Linked DNA regions of Homo sapiens: region 2 is linked to region 1. The links are chromatin loops, found by intact Hi-C in ENCODE. Cell type or tissue: pancreas. All regions are shown on one strand. Each heading gives the region's core, and the rest is flanking DNA. Links, peaks and the distances in the headings are about the cores only. Region 1 holds the start of LOC100129540 (a long non-coding RNA gene). Region 2 overlaps CTSH (cathepsin H).

Region 1 (12,510 bases), core at 45-8,044:
CTGGGACATCTCTGCTACCCTTCCCTCACCTTCTGGTCACTCCAGCCCCTGATGACAGCAGGACTACAGAACATGCAGGGACACCCCATTACAACCCAGTGGGATTGGGCCTCTTGCTTCTTGGCACACAGAGATGCCAGGCTTAGGGCCAAGGACCGTGAAAGATGCTACTCTTGTTTGTGGGCTCCAGGAAAGAGCAGAGCTCAGGAGCACAGGAGCTCAGAGCTGCAGGCACATCTAGCCAAACATGGTACATGCTGTCATGAACTCGTGGAGGCAAGTGTTGAGCAAGGCTCTGCAAAACCTCCAAGTCACCCAACCTCGTTTGGCTTGTCAAGGTTCAGGCAGGGCCCTTGCCACAGTCTGGGGGCCCATTCCAAGTAAATCTCTCTCTCCTTCTCCCCTGTTCTTGGGAATGACATCATCTTTTCCAGAGGCCCTGCAGACCAGGCTTCAGTTTCCCACCCCACTTAGGCTTCCTGGAACCCACACTCCTTGCATTTCTTGGTCTTGCTCTCCTGCATTGCCCTCCTCATGGAGTTGGGAGGGAATGAGTTTGGCCATCCTGAAATCTTCTGTTCTCTACAGAGAGTGCAAATCAAGGACAGTCAGTGGTCAGGGCATGTGATTCAGCCTGTGTTCTAGGATGTCATTCTGGACCTAGGGTCAGCTGGCCTGGTCCAAAAATCAAAAATACCTTTGGCACCACATGAGATCTCCACCCTCTATGCAGTCTGGACCCAGCTGTCTTCTGCAGCCCCCAGCCGTGTAAGAGTTGTGTGTCTGCACAGCACCTGGCCCCAGGAGCTTCTGGAAGTTCCTGGCCATGGCCTGCTCGGCATCTGCCAGAGGCAGTTCATTCTCTCTCTACAGGCGTCCCATGGACACTGGAGACCCTCTAAAATGGCCACGTTTCTTAGATGGCCTGAACTGTAACCTCAGCAGCCAGTTTTTACTGCTCACTTAAATGTGCTCACCATAGCAGAAAAGCATTATGTCCAAGTCTGGTTCAGCCCCTGGCAAGCGTCAGGCAGTTGGATTTCATTTGGGACTTTTCATTTCCCCTTTCTTCTTTTAACCCCTCTCCCCATCCTCTTTGGGGAAAAAAAAAACCCAAGAGACGATCTGATGATGATACTCTTCCATACGACAGTACAATGACTAACGTGGATTTGTGTGTCGCCTCTCCTGGGGATCGCTGTACTTTAGTGGAGACAAAAGCCTCGCCTTGGCTAACAATCGATTTTGGCCTCTCTGGGAGGGAACATTCTTGTCCAGCCAGAAGTCCTCTGCTTGGTGAACAGGAAGTGATGGAATTTAGGAGACCACAAAATCATCTTTCTTCCTGACACTGACTCCAAGGGTCCTTGCTTGGTTCCTGCTTTCAATCCCATATTCCAAGGGCCCCCCATTTCTGCCTGCTGGTGTCCACACTCTAACAGAGACACCCAAGATCCCAGAGGCTTGGTATCCCATGGAGCATCACAGGATAGAAGCTCCTGGCCCAGCTAGAAGATGCTTGAACTGCTTCAACTTGGAACATACTTTTTAAGCAGCAGCTGAGAAAATTCTGTGGCTTCCCAGGCCATAGAGCTCCTTCCTGGAGACAGCATGACAACCCAAAGAGGAGCATCCATACACAGCAAGCACGGGGATGTGGAGGAAGTTAAAAACGTGCCCAGCCCAGAGCCACAAATTGGTTCCAGAATATCTTCTGCACATTTTCACAGCCTCAGAGTACGGTGACACTTCATCTAGAACTGCATGGCCACTGGGACCTCCTGATCAAGCTTCTGTGTCTTCCACAATTCTAGAGTATCTGAGCTAGTATTGCCTTAGGGAACACCTGGACTTACCCTCCCATTTTCCAGATGGGGACACTGAGGCCCATAAAGGCAAGAGGAGTGGTGATTTGCCAGTCGGCATGCCAGGGATAGGTGACAGAGGCTGGGGAGGCCCTAGGTTTCCTGACTCAGCCCCCGCCTCTGACCTCAAGCCGTATCAGGTCATTCCTCTGCAGGTGGATGGAGAAGAAAAGGAAGGAGGGTGCTGCTCTGGAAAGGGGCAAGTGCAGGAGGGAAGCTGAGACTCTGGAACGGAGGTGGGCCAGGGCATCCAGCCTTTGCCAGTCATCGGACAGCAGACATCTCAAGTGAAAGCAGAATCATCTGCCTTGACTCCGTGTGGTGTGTGCTATTCTGCTGCATGTCTCTTTCACCAGATCCAGAATACAGCTGTGCTCTGAACAGGATTAGTCCACACCAGGTGGCGAGGCTTTTTCTACTTGTTGATAAGGCATGGAACTGAATGGTACGCTCAGCCCTTCTTTCCCCTTGAAGAGCACACACAGATCTCTTCCTGTCAGAATGGAGACTTAGATTGTCCTTCTCAGTAGACAAATTTCTCAGCAGAAATCTGACCCCAAGATTGGGCGTGTGCTTGGCCTCCGGGGCCTGTGTCCCCTCCAGGCTGACTAGGGCTCTGGTGGCGTGACGTACCGCTGTGCTCCCGCGGTTTCTCAGCCACATTCTGAATCTTGAGGAACAGAGCTGCAAAGGAAGTCTCTAACCTATCTCACCATTTTATCAATGAGGGAGCTGAGGACCCCTGAGGGAAAGGGCCTTCCCTCGGGCTACACAGGGAAAGGTGCACAAAGCCAGGCTTGACCCGGGGTGCTCCATGGGTCAGACAAACTCCAGCCACCGAAACTCTGCTCCAGCCTGATGTGTGCGCTGGGCCTGGCGAGGTCGCTTGGCAAAGCCCTTTGCTGTGGAGCTTCCTCTTCTCCAGCCAGGCCTTTTCTTTTCTGATGATCAGTTCGTCTCCCATCTTTTTTCTTGATCCTTAAATTTGGGTGGCATTTCTGGTGTGAAAAGGGGAACGTGTGAAATGACGGTCACATCCTTTGGGTCTAGTTCATGAGAAAGATCAGGAAAATGAAAAATCTGCCATTTCCTGCTCTGAGCGCAGGCTCCTGGGAGTCACCCACTAAGTCCTTCTAAACTGCCCAGGTCTCGGGATCCTGCAGCATTTCCAAGGGCCAAATCCACACTCAGGTCCCTCACACCCACTTCCTTGCTTCTGAGAGATGTGGGAGCACAGGCACACTCAACAAGGACCCGTGCCCAACTCCTGAGGAGTTCAGGGGCAAGGTGCCCAAACACAGGAGGCCCCCAGATCCCAAGGGAAGGCAATTCTGGAGCCCTGTTGGGCAGCATGTTGGAGTGTGGGCCTGATCCCCGGGCCTCGGGGATCACAGCGTGTGCTGTGTGTTAGTAAATGCTTCTGCTTCCTTCTAGACTAAAGCTTTGATTGATAAGCTCCAAAAGCTTGTGTCATCTGAGGGCAGATTTAAGAATCTCAGAGAAGCTCTGAAAAAGTAAGTGTGTGTCGTTTTGTCGCTGTTATTTTTAAAATCATAGACCTGCATTGCAGAGGCATTCACGTGCCGCCCCCAGCCAGAGCAGGAGGTCTTTCTGTCTGTCTGTTCGTCTGTCTACCCACAAGACCCCTAGATTTCCTGGACCCCAATGGTGGAGTCCTCCATGGTCTGCCAGAGAAACTCCAGAGTTTGCTAGCATTTCCTGAGAGAAGCACAGGAATACTGCTGGGATCCCTGAAAGCATAGTAGCTGTGATGATAATAGTAGTGGTGCCAGATTTCTCGATTCTAAAATGCACGTTTTCTTTTCACATTTTAATAATTCTGACATCAGGAGACGTCTTAACGTCAGTTTTGTTTATTTAACACAATTGTGTTTCCTTTTTCACTCCAGAATTCATCATCAAAATGTTTGCATTTTATAAACAATGGCATCCGGGAATTAAAAAAATACAGTTTTACAATAATCATACTTAAAGTTTGTAAAGCACTTGCCTAGACATTGTGCGCTTAACGCCATCAACATTGCCCACACGGCGGGGTCCTCAGCCTCAGCACCCTTGCTGTTTTGACCAGGATGATCCTTTGTTGAGGGGGACTGTCCTGTGCATTGTAGAATCTTTAGCAGCATCTCTGGCCTCTACCTGTGAGATGCTAATGGCACCCCTCCAAGTTGTGACGACCAAAACTGTCTCCAGACATTGCCAAATGTCCACTAGGGGGCAAAATCCTCCCCACTTGACAACCATCAGGATAAGGCTGCTTCCCGCATCCTGTTCTTCCAGACAAAGAAACTGAAGAGCTAGTGTCTGGTCCAAGGCCACGTGGACGGTCCAAGGCCACATGGCCGTGGCCTAGCACCAGGACTGGCCCAGGCTGGCCTCCAGAGCTTGTCAAGGTTTGCCCTGGGCTCCAGACGAGCTCTCCCAGGGAAGCAGTGATTCAGCCCATCTGCACACACTGTGGCCACACACTCACATGAAGTGGGGGGTTTGCTTCTGTCACTCTCATTAGGTGCTTACTCAGGCTTCTGCACTAGTCTCAACCCTCCTTTCCTTGAGTGAGTGTTCCTTCCTCTCCTCGCCTGACTGGCTACTCGCCAGACCTTGGAGAGACCCTGGGAGATCCCTGGGGTCCCGGTTCCCTATATAGCTCAGGAAGCCTCTCCCCGCTTCCTGGTGTTCCCATGATCACGGCTGACGCAGGGAACACCAGAGTTTACTACCCCCAGACCCTGAGGATGGGGCCAGCCAAAACCTCCAGCCCTTGACAGTGGCTTTGACAGACTGCTCACCCCTCTGCCAGCCTCGTCTGCCTCCTCTTTGCGTTTTCTTCCTGCCGCATTTGGTCTGTCCTTTGCCAGCTCTGTGTGCCATCGCCTTGACCATCTCCACTTTGTTTGTGTCCTCAGACAGATGTTGCACCCATCTGTGCTGTCCAGCCGTCTCTCTTCTGCCTGGGCTCCCGAGAGCCCCTGTGGACTGTGCTTGTGGGGAGCTGCCCCCTCCGTGCATTCACCAACTTGTCCGTCCGTCCGCCCCCGGGGCACCACTCCATCCACCTCCTCACATGGCTGGCTTCCTCGTCTGCCGCCGCCACCACCGCTGCCTCCACTGCCTCTGGGGCCCCCCATTCTGTCTGAGTCCCCACCCTGACCGTCTTCCCTCTTTCAGGTGGCCTGTGGGCCCGTGTAAGTGTCTCTCCCACATTCCCCTGCTCCCTGCAGCACAGGGCAGAGGTGGCCTGCGGGCCTCTGGAAGCTAAGAGCTTTATGCAAACCAGGTTCTGGACTTGCAGAGACATAGGCAGGGCACACAGAGGAGGGAGGGACTGGGGAAACCTGGGGCAAATGCTTCCCGCACCCCCTCTCCTGAGGCTCTAAGGTTTTCACAAAGAGCGGTGTTGCATGAATACTGAGCGTCTGTTTCACTAGGCAGGGGACGGGGGCAAGAGTAGCGAGGTGGCAGTCCATGGGCATAGCCAATGACCTCCCCAGAGAAGGAGTCCTGCTATGGGCCTCACCATGTTGGTCTGCAGCCCATTCATACGTCCCAGGCATCTTTTTTTAGCTTTTCATTAAGATATCCAATTCGGGCTAGGCACAGTGGCTCATGCCTATAATCCCAGCACTTTAGGAGGCCGAGGTGGGCAGATCACTTGAGGTCAGGAGCTAGAAACCAACCTTGCCAACATGGCAAAACCCTGTCTCTACTGAAAATACAAAAATTAGCCAGGCGTGGTGGCACATGCCTATAATCCCAGCTACTTGGGAGGCTGAAGCACGAGAATCGCTTGAGCCCAGGAGGCAGAAGTTGCAGCGAGCTGAGATCGTGCCACTGCACTCCAGTCTAGGTGACAGAACAAGACTGTCTCAAAAAAAAAAAAAAAAAAAAAAAACAAAAGAAAAGAAAAAGAAAAAGAAGAAAAAATATCCAATTTCTGCCAGCATCCAGGCTGGAGAATGGCCTTATTGCATTTCCCAGCCGAGACTTCACCACCAAACACCCCACTAGCCACTCTCTTAAATGTCCCTTGCCCCACCTGCAACAGCCCTAACTATGTGTGCCCCTTCAGTCCCTGCCAGATGCCCTGAGAGTGGCCTCATCTCCCCTTCTCATTCCCCAAGCCTACATACTGGCAAAGTCCTATGCCTGTTCCCTCCTCCCAACCTCCCAGCAATCGGAACCTTCCCCCAGCTCCAGGCAACAAGAATTTGGTTGAAAACTGAATTTAGTAGCAAAATGTGGTCACCAGCATTTTTGGGGCCGATTCCAGTTTTGACTACCCTGTCTAATCTCAACCGAGCACACACTTGCATATCTGCACCTTTTGTGTTTAATTTGAATAGGAAGCCCTTGATTTAGAGGAACACGGGGGACAGGCTGTTATTGTAGGCTGCTGCAGTGAAAGCCTTTCCCCTTTGTTCCCCTGAATTAAGGATGGGAACAGCCATGGAGGAGCGTGTCAGCTAGCTGACTGCCAGGCCATCCCCTATACCCTTTAATCAGGGTGAGAATCAATTTATCTACATGGATGTCATGAGCCCAAAGGCTGAGCTCTAGAGTCTCAGGGGTTCCAGCAAAGCCAAGTATCTATCTCTATCTTTATTCTCTGCCTGTGACCACAGAGCAGCCTAGCAACCCAGTGGTAAAATGGGACTTTCCACCCCCACCCCATCGCAGTTTTGTTTTTCAAAGACTACTTACCTGATCACCCTGTACCTCGTGCCAGAACCTTGGACCCTGGCCCCAGGGGATTCAGCCCACACAGCCCAGCCTCAAGGGCCCTCATGCCCTCCCTGAATGCCCTTCCCCAGGCCTCAAGATGGGAGAGAGGAGATCCCCAACCACAGCCGGCAGAAACTTGTAAGAGAGAATAGCCCATCCCACAGCCAGGGCAGTACAGGGAAGAGAGAAGTTGGAGAGAAAGAGGAAGGGGAGGTGGACTCATTGCTTGTCTCGGGTTGGTTTCCTGGAGTTTGGTGTAGAGCATGGGCAGCTGCCTCTTGCCAGCAGCAGCTGGTCCCCCATAATCTCCCTTATTCCATTTAACATCATCAGGAGCGTCTTGGTGGAAAGAAACATCCAGTTTGGGGGCTCCAAACAACCACAGGCAAGGCCAGGTGTCACCAGCATGGGAGTGCGACAGCGAGGCCTTGCCCAGAAACCAGAAGCAGCTTTCAGGCTAGGGGTGGGACACTTTCCTCTCTGCTCCCTAAAATGCTAGCTGCAGGCCCGTGAGGGCTCTGCCAGAAGAGGAAGCCACCCCCGTATCAGCTCTGCTTGATAGGCCCTGCCAAGGGCAAGACTGGACCTCACCCGAGAGAGGCCAAAAGGCCAATATGGAAGGTTCAGGACTTGCCTGTTGTTGGGTGTCTTGCCTGCAGGAAGCCCCAACATGCTTCCCTTTTCATTCAGAGGCTCGGTGTGGCTCAGTCCCTATGCCGTGTGTCCCTGTGGGGCCCTCCAGCAGTCCTCTGTCCCAATCTGGCAACTCCATACATTTGCCCACATGGCTCTGGATTTCGGATGGGTGTGTGTGTGTGTGTGTGTGTGTGTTTGATTGAGTGTTCTCTTGTCCCCTCCTTCATGGCCCCTCACTATAGAGCAAGCTTGTCCAACCCGTGGCCTAAGGGCCGCATATGGCCCAGGATGGTTTTAAATGCAGCCCAACACAAATTGGTAAACTTTCTTAAAACATTAAGAGATTTTTTTGTGATTTTTTTCCAGCTTATTAGCTATCGTTAGTGTGTTAGTGTATTTTACGTGTGGCCCAAGACAATTCTTCTTCCAATGCGGCCAGGGAAGCGAAAAGATTGGCCACCCCTGCCATAGAGGTAGTAAATAGGGACAGAGGTTAGTACTGGGGCTGGGCGTGCTACTTGCAAGTGATTCGATTGCAAATCCACCACCTTCCCACAGCTGAACCATGACTCCCCATAAATACCAGGGGAAGTCGACCCTCAGTGATCAGAGGACCTCTGATCCTTTTCACTGATCTGGGTGGTCAGAAACCCCCAAAAGCCTTGAGAAACACTCTGAGTCCTTTGGTCATTTGCAGTCAGCTTGCAGTCACCAGGCCTCCCGTTCTCCCTTCCATCCTTAGAGCACTCCACGGCTACCTGGCTACTGTCACACATGCAGGGTGAAGGGGGAGAGCACCTCTCAGAACCCACCGGTCAGCACTGCCACAGCCTTACGACTCCAGAGTTACTTCTCAGATCTTTGGATTATTTCTCCATCAGACTCATAAGCCTGGGCTTCAGACTTGGAGTATGATAGAAAGGAAATGAAGAGCTGGCCGGGCACAGTGGCTCACACCTGTAATCTGAGCACTTTGGGAAGCTGAGGCGAGCAGATCACTTGAGCTTAGGAGTTCTAGACCAGCCTGGGCAACATGGCAAAAATACAAAATTTCTGTCCCTACCAAAAATACAAAAATTCGCTGGGTATGGTGGTGCATGCATGTAGTCCAGCTACTTAGGAGGCTGAGGCAGGAGGACCATTGGAGCCTGAGAAGTCAAGGCTGCAGTGAGCTGTGATTGTGCCACTGCACTCCAGTCTAGGTAACAGAGTGAGACCCTGCCTCAAAAAAAAAAAAAAGAAAAAGAAAGGAAGGAAATGAAGACCTGTGCATGTAATAATCATGGACTGGAAGGGATGGAAGGATGCAAAGCAGCCCCTCCAGTGGCTGGATGCTCCTTACTCTTTTCTTTTTTTTTTTAATCACAAAGCACAGTAAATATATATATTTGAAACTACAAGCCTGTATACAAATGCATATATGCATCACAGGAACAAAAATTCCACAAAACAATATATACCTTTATTTCATTTGATGAAGTCAGATATTTTCTTTTTCACTTGTTATTTTTATTTGTTTTCAATTAAATAGAGATGGGGTCTCACTATGTTGCTCAGGCTGGTCTTGAACCGTTGGACTCAAGTGATCCTCCCACCTCAACCTCTCAAATCCCACTGCCTGGGATTACAGGAGTGAGCCACCACTCGGCCCTTTTTCACTTTTTAAAAATTCTGGTCTACACCTTCTAAATTGATTTCAACACCCATGAAAGGGTCAGCCCTACATTTGGAAAAACACTTCTGTCTGCTGTGTCCCTAACGCCAGGCCTCTGCCTCCTTCACGACTTTGCCATACTGTGCCAACTGTATTTGTGTTTACCTAACAGCCTCTTTAAATTAATTCACTTTTTCCCAAAAAGAAATAAGAAGGAAATTTTGTATCATGGCAAATGGAAAACCAGCTTACTTGCTGTAAATACAAGAATGCCATTTAAAAATATATGGTAAAAACAAAATAATGTTTTTGAATTCTGGCCAAATACTGATGTTTGCCAACACTCTGATTCTGACACCTGTTGCTATTTGTCTAAAAAGAGAAAATGTGAAAGGAGGAGAATGGCAAGTATCAAAAGTGTCAAAGTCACACTATCACCAAATGAGGCGCTCTCCCTGAGCAGAAGGGAAAAAAGTAAAAATCCAATGTTTCTTACCACGTGAATTCATGTTATTTAATATCGTGCCTGTAAATCAGCTGTGAGACCACCTAAAACTGTCTTAGCTGCTATCATTGCTTTATACATGAGGAGCCTGAGGACCAGAGAGGGAAAGACCTGGCCTAGGGTCACACAGCAGGCAGGTGAGGGACAGGGGCCAGGTTTCTGCTCTTGCTCTATCATCCTCCCGGCCTCACCTTCCTCCAGGCTAGCAGGGTTGCCAGGTGGCCACAAAGAGACAAAGGTAAGATGGGCTGGGAATAAGGGTCACTGCACTGTGCTCGATGATGCCACCGCATCTGTGTGCTGAGCTGAGAGGAGGCGGCAGAGCACTGGGGAGGAGGCCCCAGAAGGAGCTAAAGGGAGCCCTGCCGGCACATAACGACCGCCGGGCTCCATCACAGGCTCCATCAACCCTTACCCAGCACCGAGCCAAGGGCACCAGAACACGCTGGGAAGGAACAGTAACAGGAGGCCCTGCTTTGGACCAAAAATCAGAGAGGCATGGCCCATCACTCCGGGGGCCCAGCTCCCAAAGATGCAGTCCCCCATGAGTCACCAACCATGGAAACTATCACCCAACCCCCTGCCCCAAAGCCACTTTCAGGAAAGTGATCTCAGAGAGCAAGGGTTTCCTGCCCTGGCACCCAAGCCCAGTGCTTAGGTGGGTGGGAGATGCCAGTGGAGACAGGAGAGGTCTCAGGGAGCAGAGACAAGGGTGTCAGATAGGGTGACTGGCAGGAGTTGGGGGGCTGGGGCTGCAGAGCCCTCCAGGAGGTGATTCGGGGGAGGATCCGGATGGGAGAGTCTCAGGGAGAGATAGGAAAGGTGAGTCCAGAGGGGCTGGTGACAGAGCCCAGGGACTGACTGGGACAGAAGGCAGAGAGGTAGGGGAGGACCTTCTGGCTCAGGGAGGAAAGAGACAATCTGAGATGCCCCAGTGGGTGTAAGAGGCCCCAGTCAGCACCATGTTGCCCCCACCACCCCAGAGGACTGGCCCTGAGACCCAGCCGACAGTCCTGGGCGTGTAGAATAGTCAGTTCTAGAGTGTAGTGTGATTCTTGGTGACTGCAAGTCCCTTTGCCTCTAGCAAAGCAAAAGGTGCATGCGGGATGTTCTGTTCTTGGTAGACGTTACTTTTTTAAAATGAAAAACTTGTGTTAATGCCGTTTGCTTCCAAGTTGTGACCCACCCTGTGTCCCTTACCTGGGGATGTACCTCACCGACCTGGCCTTCATCGAGGAGGGGACGCCCAATTACACGGAAGACGGCCTGGTCAACTTCTCCAAGATGAGGATGGTGCGTTCCCCCCAGCCAGGCAGGGGAAGGGGGGCGTTGAAGCCCAGATGACTCAACCTGGGGCCCACCCACACTCTGCCCCCCAAGGCCCAACCTGCTGCATAGGGTGCCCCCATTTGGGAGCCTGGGTCCAGCTTCCCCAATGACAGCCATCACTATCATTGATGAGCAGTTAGAATCTGGCAGGCCCTGAGCCATGCTTTCACCGGCATTTCCTCCTCTAGTCCTGACAGTCTGAGAGGTAGCTGCTCTTCTTATTCTGCACCTTTCAGATGAGCAGACTGAGGCTGAGTGAGGTCAAGTGAGCAGCCCAAGGTCACCCCACAAGTAAAGGGCAGAGCCAGGTCTGGAGCCCGGGTCCAGGTGACTCCAAAGCCCCACACTGTCATTCACACCCATCCGTATTGTTCGTATCGACACTTGCTTGATGTGGACAAAGTAAAACCACTTACACAGCACCTCCTAAAAGAGTAAGTTTCCAGTTTTCCCAGAAAAATCTAGAACTTGGGATAAGGGCTGAGGAGACTTCTCCCATTAGGAACAGGATTCTAACCGTCTCCTTCTCCCCTCTCACTTCGCCAGAAAGCCTCTACTTGCACCAGTTTTATATAATGGGCCTTGACATTAGATTTTTGTTGGATGGAAAGGGTTTTTTCAGGCACCATCCTGAAGAGCGAAAGCTGCTTTTCATCGTGTCTTGTGCACAGCAGGCGCTAAGGAAGTGGCTGATGCCTTTAACTTTTGCTGGAGTCGTGGGGTTTTGTTCTAGTGATGTTAGGTAGCTTATGCCACTAATTAAAGGAGATTTTTTTTCTTCTCTCAGTCACATAGTGTAATTTACCTATAGAGTCTTGACAAGTCTTGGAAGCAGATTTCTGTTTAAAAAAAAAAAAAGAAAAAAAACATGAGGCCGGGTGTGGTCGCTCACACCTATAATCCCAGCACTTTGGGAGCTGAGGCGGGTGGATCACTTGAGGTCAGAAGTTCAAGACCAGCCTGGTCAACATGGTGAAACCCCATCTCTACTAAAAATACAAAAATTAGCCGGGCGTGGTGGCATGCACTTGTAATCCCACCTACTCAGGAGGCTGAGGCAGGAGGATCACTTGAACCCAGGAGACAGAGGTTGCACTGAGCCGAGATCACGCCACTGCACTCCAGCCTGGGCGACAGAGTGAGACTCCATCTCAAAAAATAAAAATAAAAACAAACACACATGATGCCTCCGTGGGACCTTCCAGGAGGCAACATGTATGGAATTAAGAGGCTGACTTCAGATTTAGTTGTTGATGCCCCTTCAGCTCTGCAAAGTTGGGGGTGGAACTAGGAGAGCAAACTGCATTCTGAAACACTCCTTCCTTCCCACAGATATCCCATATTATCCGAGAGATTCGCCAGTTTCAACAAACTGCCTACAAAATAGAGCACCAAGCAAAGGTAAGCTGTGCCTTTTCCTGGTCACTTGCATGCTTTCACAGTGGCTCTGTCTAGGCCACCTTCCACCCTGTCCCCTCCATACCCGTCCACTTTCCCTTCCAGAATTCTCTCGAGCCCAGCTCAAATGCCATCCCTGTAAGGAAGGCTTCCCTAGTCCCTATTTCTTCAAATTGGGCCTGTGTTCATCTTGTGACTCTTGTCTGATTTTACCTGCCATAGGATGGTTTATATTCATGTCTAATCTCCCCCAGGGCAAGACAGGCAGAGTTGATAACATCTGTTTCTGAAAGGTACTATGCTTACAAGTTACAAAATCCACAGATATAAGGAGTGCACAGTGAAATGTCCCCCAGCCACCTAGTTCCCCTTCCAAAGGC
Region 2 (9,495 bases), core at 736-8,735, 46 kb after region 1:
AAAGCAAATGTGGTGTATGTACACAATGGAATATTATTCAGCCATAACAAAGAATGAAATTCTGTCATTTGCAGCAACATGGATGGAACTGGAGGTCATTATGTTTAGTGAAATAAGCCAAGCATAGAAAGGCAAATATTACATGTTCTCACTCGTATGTGGGAGATAAAAAAGTGGATCTGATGAAGAAAGACAGTAGAATGGTGACTAGCAGAAGCTAGGAAGGGCAGGGAAGCAGGGATGAAGATAAACTGATTCCTGAGTACAAAATATTTTTTTTTTTTTGAGACAGAGTCTCACTTTGTCACCCAGGCTGAAGTGCAGTGGCACACTCTCGGCTCACTGCAACCTCCACCTTCTGGGTTCAAGCGATTCTCATGCCTCAGCCTCCTGAGTAGCTGGGATTACAAGTGTCTGCCACCATGCCCGGCTAATTTTTGTATTTTTAGTAGAGATGGGGGTTCGCCATGTTGGCCAGGTGGGTCTTGAACTCCTGACCTCAGGTGATCCACCCGCCTCAGCCTCCCAAAGTGCTGGGATTACAGGCGTGAGCCACTGCACCTGGCCCAAAAATAATTAGAAGAAATGAGACCAAGTGTTCAAAAAACAAGTAGATTCAACTGTAGTAAGCAATCATTATTTTGTATTTCCAAATAGCTAGTAGAGAATAATTTGAATGTTCCCAGCATAAAGAAATTTTTAAAGTAATGGATCTCCCAATGACCTTGATTTGATTATTACACATTATATGAATGTATCGAAATATTACATTTACCAAAAAAAGTACATCAGTTATATATCAATAAAAAATTATACACATTTGTTTTTAGAAAACCAAAGCACACTGTGTACTGGTTGCAGAATCAGTTGGGGAACACCAGTGCATGTGCTTTTGAAAAATGGTGATCTTTGCTGTAAACTTGACCCAGCACCAGCAGTGGCGTCCAGGAGTGCCCCACATGTGGCAGGTTTGTTCACCAGTGCCTCTTGGACCACATTCTGACTTTCACGCAGCTGCATGGTCTTCATTCTGGCCACAGGTCCCTGAAAACGGGGTTGTTTTGTAACTTCCCAAATTTCTCAGCAGTACCCCGCCCATTAACACAGATTTGGCCTGAGAATCATAGCAGAAAGAAAACCTTCATCTTTCCTCTTAGGAAAACAAAAAGGTCTCCCTCTAGGGAGCTGCAGCCTGTTTCCATGACTTGCTACTGGCGTGTTTTGTTTTAGCACCGTAAGACCTACAGTACGGAGGAGTACCACCACAGGCTGCAGACGTTTGCCAGCAACTGGAGGAAGATAAACGCCCACAACAATGGGAACCACACATTTAAAAGTACGTGGAACGCCTTCCTTCCTTCCTGGAAGGATGTCAGTTAGTGACCCAGCCCATGAAAGGGCCCGCTGGGGGCTGGTGGGTGGAGGGAGCAGAAGCCCAGGCTCTGAAGCTGTGTTTGGCTGACCTCAGATTGTGGCTCCGCTGTTACTCTCTGTGTAATGTGGGATCGTAAATTTGGGACAAAGCCGGTACCCCTCTGGGTGGTTGTGAAGTTTACAAGAGACTCTGTAGAAGCCCCTGCCCCATTCCTGCCATCTGAGGGTCCAGCCTGGAAGCCAAGGTCTGTCTTTGGATTGTTGCGGGGGGTAGGGGTTGCTCATGGGCTCAGAGCAGCCCCTGGGAGCATCTGCCTTCACTCCGGATTAATTTCACTAGAAACTCACATAGGCCGGGCGCGGTGGCTCACGCCTGTAATTCCAGCACTTTGGGAGGCCGAGATGGGTGGATCACCTGAGGTTGGGAGTTCAAGACCAGCCTAACCAACATGGAGAAACCCCATCTCTACTAAAAATACAAAATTAGCCGGGCTTGGTGGCGCATGTCTGTAATCCCAGCTATTTGGGAGGCTGAGGCAGGAGAATCACTTGATCCCGGGAGGTGGAGGTTGCGGTGAGCCGAGATAGTGCCATTGCACTCCAGCCTGGGCAACAAGAGTGAAACTCCATCTCAAAAAAAAAAAGAAACTCACACGCACGTCCAGCGTATTTTCTGAGGACTCTGAGAAATATTGGTAGTTGACTAAATTGGTAATAAAGGCATCAAGCATGAGCTGGAAAGAAACTTGGGCTTGAACCTCATTTCTGCCCAGTCCTAGCCTGTGACCTCCAGGGATGCTAACATGGGCAGTAAAGAGGAAATGAGCCCAGGTGTGGTGGCCCACACCTATAATCCCTAAAGACAGGGTCAGGAGTTCGAGACCAGCCTGGCCAACATGGCAAAACCCCATCTCTACTAAAAATACAAAACTTAGCCGGGCATGGTGGCAGGTGCCTGTAGTCTCAGCTACTAGGGAAGCTGAGGCAGGAGAATCGCTTGAATCCGGGAGGCAGAGGTTGCAGTGAGCCAAGATCGCGTCCCTGCCTCCAGCCTGGGTGACAGAGCGAGACTCTGTCTCAAAAAAAAAAAAAAAAAAAAGAAAAGAAAAGAAAAAGCAGAAATGATCACGCATCCCTGCTGGGGCTGTGTAGAGACCAAATTAGGCAGCAGGTGGGAAGGCCCCTGGCACCAGTGGAGTGGTTCTTTACCTAGCTATCCATCAGACTCACGAGGGGAGTATCTAAAAAAGTAAGTGCCCAGGCCCCACCCCAGACCAACTGCATTAGCATCTCTGGAGTACGGCCCGGACATCTATACCATTGAAAAAGCTCCCCAGGTATTTTGGCAGCACTGTAAGGGCTGATTGAATTATCTACTGAATTATATTAAATACAAAAACTTAAAGGAGATGGGTTGCAGTGGTTCTAAATACGACACAGGTAAACAGGAGGTTTCATCACTTTTTCTTGTTTCTTCATTAGTGATTCACTAACCATTTCTGTTTTGGTTTTTTCCTTCTCTTTTGTAGTGGCACTGAACCAATTTTCAGACATGAGCTTTGCTGAAATAAAACACAAGTATCTCTGGTCAGAGCCTCAGGTAGGTATAATTCATTGCAACCAAATCTGAATCCTTTTACTGAAACCTTTGGAATAAATTTGGAGCCTGCTCTGCTTCTAGGCAGATTCAGTCCCATCCCCAGATGCAGCTGAGGGTATCCCCAGATTCTTTGGGGGAACCAGAAGAGTCAGCTCTCAGCAGTTCCTCAGTCCAGGCCCATGGCCTTAGCATTGTGGACCCTTAACTTAGGGCTACCAGATTAAAATATAGATACTCAGTTAAAAATGAATTTCAGATACACAACAAGTAATTCTTTAGCATAAGTATATTCTAAATATTGCACAGGATATACTTACACTACAAAGTTATTTGTTGTTTACCTGAAATTCAAATTTAACTAGGTGAGCTGTATTTTTATTTGCTACATCTGTCTACCCTATCCTAATGCTCTGGACTCTCAAGGGGACATGTCATTTAGCACTTGGGACCAGTAGACAGGAGAGGGAAGGTTCTGAGAGCTGCAGCCTTTCTTATTCTCTCTTGGTGATTCCATGTTTATACATTTCTTCTTCTTGTTGTCAGAAAGGTTTTTGGTTTTGTTTATTTTCCTGAAAATAATGTGTTTGGTTGTTCCAGAATTGCTCAGCCACCAAAAGTAACTACCTTCGAGGTACTGGTCCCTACCCACCTTCCGTGGACTGGCGGAAAAAAGGAAATTTTGTCTCACCTGTGAAAAATCAGGTATGCCTGGCAATCTCCATCCTCTCCCTGCAAAACGGCCACACTCCCAGACAATACACCAGGAAGAACAACTCAAAAGGTCCACAAAACCACCACAAGCACATCCCTGCCTCTGTTTCCTCTCGGCATCTCTCCAGCCCTCTTCCTTTGAGGGGCCAGGGAGGTCAGCACTTCTCTAGGCTGCTCTGGAGGATGCAAAAGTTCCTCTTTATTGGGCTAAAGTTTACTCCCTTCCTTCCCCACGCCCCAGATTTTCCCATTGGTCCCAGGTCTCTCCTACAGAGCCATCCAAAACGTTATGTTCCCTGTGCCCATCTGGACACCAGAACCCCATGCATCTCCTCTTCCCGCCTCCATCTTCTCCGAGCCACCAGGGTCCAGCCCCTGCCCTGGCTGGCCGCCTCCCTCTGGTTAGTCCATGTGTCATGCATCAGCAAGCTTCTCATGGCAGGGGCTGGCCTCCGTGGCCCTTGCTGTGGGGCACAGAGGGCTTGGCAAGGTGAGAGGCCCTGCCTTCCTCCATGGGGGAGCAGTCTGGGGGCATCTCAGCACAGGCCCTGTCCCAGAGAGTCTGGACCCTGCCCCCGCTGTTCTCCCGGCCTGCTGCGGCCCCTCCCCTAGCAGGGAACCTGCCGTGGCCTTCTTCAGAAGGATGCCGACCTCTGGACTCTAGGAAATATGAGGTGAAGGTTTCCTTCCTGGAAACTCCTGGCTTTCCATCGAAATTCTCCATGAGAAATGTTTTTTCACTTTCCAAAAAGCCATCCATGCAGCACAGCTTTAAAGCCTCCCGGGCTTGCAGTGTTCCTGGAGCCTGCCAAGTGCTGGATGTTTAACTAGCATCAGGAGCCAAAGCAAACCTCCCCTTGCAGCAGGAGGTGGAGTAGAAGCCTGCCTTTGCCCCGTGACATTTTTAGACCCTCTGAGAACCACATGACAATTCAGAGCAACACGTAACCTAAACCTGCCCACCACTTGGACAGGTGGGAAAGAGAGGCCCACCAAGAATTTTCCAAGTCCTCCTGTTAACTGATCCTGGGCCATCAGGCAGGACGCAGCCGGCTGGGCTAAGGGAGCGGAATGAGGTGCTTCCTGACGCAGATGTGTGCCGTCTCTTACTGTGGCCGCTGTGTGGGGATAGAGACGGACAGCAGCCACAGCGTCCATCAGCTCAGCACCCTCCTTGAGAGTTTCTCACTTTACAGAGGGAGAGCCTGAGAGGGAGGGTGGTTTGCCTGAGGTCCAAGGTAAGTAAGTGACAAAGGGGACTCAAAACCAGGCCCCTGCCCCAAGTCGAGCACCCAAGGGTCAGCCGAGCTCCGCCTCCTTCAGCAGTGAGCTTAGTCTCCCCCGAAGTGGCCACGTCTGCCTCGTTGACTGTCTCATGGACCCTCTCACCAGGCCGTCCCTCCCTCCCCCAGCTGAGAGAGATATGTGAAGGGAAGAGATTGGGTGAGGCCAGTGTCAACCTAGGGTGATGACCTGGGAGGCAGGTAGGGGACTTAAGAGACATTTCAGAAGTAGAAGCTGGAAGACTGAACCAGCAAGGTGAGGAAACAGAGATGAACCTGAGAGAAATCCTTACAGCAGCCACCAGCATTGTGCCCACGGGGGTGACTGCCTGACCAGCAGAATCTGACTTAACCCTGCTAGCGCCCTGCAAGCAGGAACCCTCGCCATTCCCACTTTACAAGCAATGAAGCCAAGGCTTCGAGAGGGGAAGTGACTTGCCCAGGTCACCCACCTGGTGTGTGGCAGAGCTGGGATGTGAACCAGGCAGGCAGGCTGCAGCCCCCCACACCTAATCCTCATGTTATTCTGGAGGTGTTGTGAATAAGGGGGCTAGGCAGCGGCAATGAACTGTTAGAAGGTGGGGAAATGGGTGGATGGGGCGGGTCCCCCAGAGTCTGGGGTGTCAGGGGTGTCTGGGTGGGGTTGTCTGGCAGTTAGTTGGATGTCTGAGCCTAAGTGGAGGTCAGCACTGGGCTAGGGTTTGGGGAGCTGTTAGTTTAACAGGACTGGGCAGAAGAGACTGGAGGTGGAAAGGTGAGAGAAGGTTCTAAAAACAGAACTTTGGGGCATCCTTCTGCAGGGAACCAGTAGGGAAAAGAGGAGCCAGTGAAGATCGAGAAGGAAGAGAGCCAGAAGACTGCAGAATGGGGTGGGGGACTCCAGGCCCTGGCAGAATGGTGGGGATTGGCCACCAAGAGGTGGTGATTGGGAGTCCACAGGCACTGGTCAGAGGCCACCTGCTGCTCCTGCTCCTTTGCAAGCCTCTCAGGACTTGCGAGGCTCAGAATGAATGGATCTGGAACAGGGCTTGCGAGCCTCAGAATGAATGGATCTGGAACAGGGCCTGCGAGGCTCAGAATGAATGGATCTGGAACAGGGCTTGGTAAACTGCCAAGGCACCTGGGGACTCGGGAGCTCTGGCAGGGTCAGCAGAGGAAGGCAGAAGGCAGGGCTGTCTCACGGCGTCCCCATCACTGATGTCCTCTGCTCTCCCCTGGCCTTTCCAGGGTGCCTGCGGCAGTTGCTGGACTTTCTCCACCACTGGGGCCCTGGAGTCTGCGATCGCCATCGCAACCGGAAAGATGCTGTCCTTGGTAAGAAATCAGCCACAGGCGACCCCCTGCGGAGGACACCCCATCCTGATGTGGGCCAGGCCTGGGCCTTTGGTTTCCCTGGAGCATTGGCTAAGGGTGCTGTTTCAGGTGGACCCAGATGCCCCAGCCTTGTGGACATCTGGCATGAGAATCTCAATTGATGCTTTTCCCGGGAAGGATCTGAGTTTATTAAGGAACCGGCCCAAGGGCTCATTCCTAGATGGATCTGGGTGGTCCTTAGCTTGACAGCCTGGAGCCTTCCCGGCGGAGGGGTTCAGAAAGGCGGAGCCTGCCTGGTGGGTAGCCAACTAGGAGCTACACCCTTCCCAGCAGCCTCAGTTGTCTTCATGAGGGAAGAGCCGGGACCTATGCATCCATCCCCTCGCCCACAAGAGACGGATGATGCCCCTGAAGGAACTATCCTAGCCCCTGCCTCTGTGGAGAAAGGAGGGACAGTGCACAGCCGGCCTGGTGATGCCATGAGGACCCTGGGTTGTGGACAGGTGGGGGTAGGGTCTCTGGCTGGGCCTGTTTCCCCCATCCTATACACCGCTGTGGGACCCCACACTCTGCATCGTATGGGCACACCTACGGGGCAGGGGTTTGGACCCAACAGCCCTTGCCCCCTCTCACCTTCCCTGGCTGCCCCTGCTTACTGAGCCCCTCCCGACATGTGCCAGCTGCTGGGCTGGCACTGCAGGACATACAGCAACTGTCCCTGCCCTTGGGGAGTTTATAATTTGGTCACCTTGACACAGCACTGACGGGGCCTCAGATGTGGCTCAGCCAGGGAGGCTTAGCGCCTCACGCCAAAGCCTTGACGGCTTCTCAGCTGGCAGGTCACTGGGTTGTGTCCTTCTTCCAGGCGGAACAGCAGCTGGTGGACTGCGCCCAGGACTTCAATAATCACGGCTGCCAAGGGTACGTCTCTGACCAGAAGGGGCCCAAAACTTCCTCATTTCCCACTGACCGCTTCGACAGGATCCAGTGTGTGCTGGGTCTGCCACAGATATAACCCACCACTGCCCTGGGCGATGGCAAAATGGTCTCTGTTGTACAGGGGTGGTCACCTCACATGGCCAGGTCTCATAGCCAGGACAGGGCAGAGCTGGAATCTGAGTCCAGGCCTCTGTCCTCTCTCCACTGTATCACCTGGCTCTCCACAGTGCGGTTGGCCTCACCCGCCACCAAGGCCTCTGGGAGTGTGGCCAAAAGAATTTAATAGAGTGAGCAACACACCATTACACATCATCCTCCAAACCCGAGATCCACACACAGATACAGGGTTGGCCTTTAGATGAACTCACTAAAGTCCCAGCCTCCCAAGCTCATTGCGCCCTGTGAGGGTGAGGTGGCTGTGTGTAAGGGCTGTACCTTGCCTGGACCTGCTTTCCTGGCCCACTGTAAAGCAGGTTGCCAGGAATTTGCTGACATTTCTACAGTGACTCTAGCCCTCCCTTCATGCAGTGCTCTGAGACATTTCTGTGGTCTTTGCTCACCTGGCACATGGTGTGCATAAAGCCAGGCTCTTGGGGTGCCGTGCCTCGACTCCCCTCCACCTCCCTGGGGCACATCCCTCTCCCAGACCCCAGCCCCTCTGAGCTGGCTCTTCCTCCTGCAGGGAGCCGTGCTGCAGCCAAGTCCTGGGGACCCAGGGGTGACGTCGTAGCCTGCTCTCAGATCCACCATCATGCTCAGTGTCCCCTTACTTTTGGTCTGTTTCCACTCCACAGCTTAGAAACCCAACCCATAACAAGAGTCTGACATTTGGGCACTCTGGGGTCCCACCGTTTTTATTTTTTATTTATTTATTTATTTATTTATTTATTTATTTTTTCTTTTTTTGAGATGGAGTCTCGCTCTGTTGCCCAGGCTGGAGTGCAGTGGCGCGATCTCAGCTCACTGCAAGCTCCGCCTCCCGGGTTCACCCCATTCTCCTGCCTCAGCCTCCCAGGGAGCTGGGATTACAGGCGTGCGCCACCACACCTGGCTAATTTTTGTATTTTTAGTAGAGATGGGGGTTTCACCATGTTGGCCAGGCTAGTCTCGAACCCCTGACCTCAGGTGATCCACCCACCTTGGCCTCCCAAAGTGCTGGGATTACAGGTGTGAGCCACCACATCCAGCCTGTTTTTCAAAGGAGTCTATTTGCTTTGGTTCAGGACAGTACTTCCTTTTCTCATTCATACAACAAATATCACAGAGCACCCGCTGTGTGTAGGCCCTGGGGATACAGCGCTCAGCAGAACTGGAAGAGCGGGCATTCTGGCAGGCTCAGAGAGACCACAGTCAAGGCTAGACTAGGTCAGGCGGTGCGGAATGCTATGGAGAGAAACAGAGAAGGGACGGGGATTGCTGGGCAGCTGCTGAGTTTTTGTTTATTCTGGGAGGCCACATGATGTAGAAAAGACCCACTTTTGGAACCACTTCCCAGCTTTAGCTGTGTGGCCCTGGCCAGGTTATTCAGCCTCTTTGCCTCAGCCAGTGACAGCATCCACCACACAGGGTCGACACGAGGGGTCAGGGAGTCATGCCTGGGAAGCACCTGCCCAGGGGCTCGGCTGTGGCGATGACAGTGCTCTGGGCTGATGCTGTTGACCATGGTGTGGGGCTGTGCACTCCTGACAGAGCGGCTGGCCTTAAGGGGTCTCTATCCCACTGAGGCATGTTTGGGCTGGTCCTTGGACTCCGGTGGCCTCATCTGAGTTTGCTGAGTCTTATCCCAAGGCTGGGCCTCTCAGAGACCCCCTCTGCCACTGGGACATGCCCAACCAAGTCCCCAGCCTGCCAGGCCAGATATCTCGCCACGCCAGTCCCCGAGGGCCCCGCCTCTATCAGGACAGCCCCAGGTGGGCTCACCTGTGTGTACTTCTTGCAGGGGTCTCCCCAGCCAGGCTTTCGAGTATATCCTGTACAACAAGGGGATCATGGGTGAAGACACCTACCCCTACCAGGGCAAGGTAACTCCAACAGCCTCCACTCTGTCTTCTTGGCGTACAGCATGCCTAGCTTCACTCCCTCCCCAGCCTTGGAAGACATCCCTTCTCCCCCCACCTCCCTCCCGCCGGAATTCTCACAATTGTCTGTTCTCTCCAAATTCTTCCTTCCCCTCCTCCACCCACCTGAGCCCACTGCTCTCACCAGTCCAGGGGCCTCTTTATCATTCTCACCCCATACCCGCTCTGCGGCACCATCTCTTTCCTTCCCGAGCCA

The links. A loop is a pair of places that touch in the nucleus more often than their neighbours do. Peaks named below come from ENCODE experiments on the same cell type or tissue, not always from the same donor. Only the 100,000 strongest peaks of a DNase experiment are listed, where the experiment ranks them.
Region 2: a loop joins it to region 1, with 1.8 times the contacts of the local background. A loop is called at or near these places in 17 of 110 quality-filtered maps.

What each region holds. Positions count from the first base shown.
Region 1 is chr15:78,971,489-78,983,998 of GRCh38, reverse strand. It overlaps RASGRF1 (Ras protein specific guanine nucleotide releasing factor 1), which reads left to right. Exons shown (of 27, transcript NM_001145648.3): 24 at 3,300-3,379; 25 at 10,579-10,696; 26 at 12,065-12,133. LOC100129540 (a long non-coding RNA gene) reads right to left here and starts at 5,110. Exons shown (of 2, transcript NR_148998.1): 1 at 4,676-5,110. RefSeq lists enhancers at 6,738-6,827, 6,898-7,007, 7,078-7,227. In pancreas, for the core only: a CTCF peak has its summit at 4,107 (motif pointing right); no DNase peak of the experiment used is centred there; H3K27ac peaks cover 939 bases.
Region 2 is chr15:78,929,159-78,938,653 of GRCh38, reverse strand. It overlaps CTSH (cathepsin H), which reads left to right. Exons shown (of 12, transcript NM_004390.5): 3 at 1,231-1,336; 4 at 2,904-2,974; 5 at 3,572-3,676; 6 at 6,196-6,282; 7 at 7,148-7,203; 8 at 9,161-9,242. Among named protein-coding and RNA genes, the nearest start is that of CTSH, 11 kb to the left of the region's middle. In pancreas, for the core only: no CTCF peak of the experiment used is centred there; DNase peaks (open chromatin) are centred at 4,143 and 6,277; H3K27ac peaks cover 730 bases.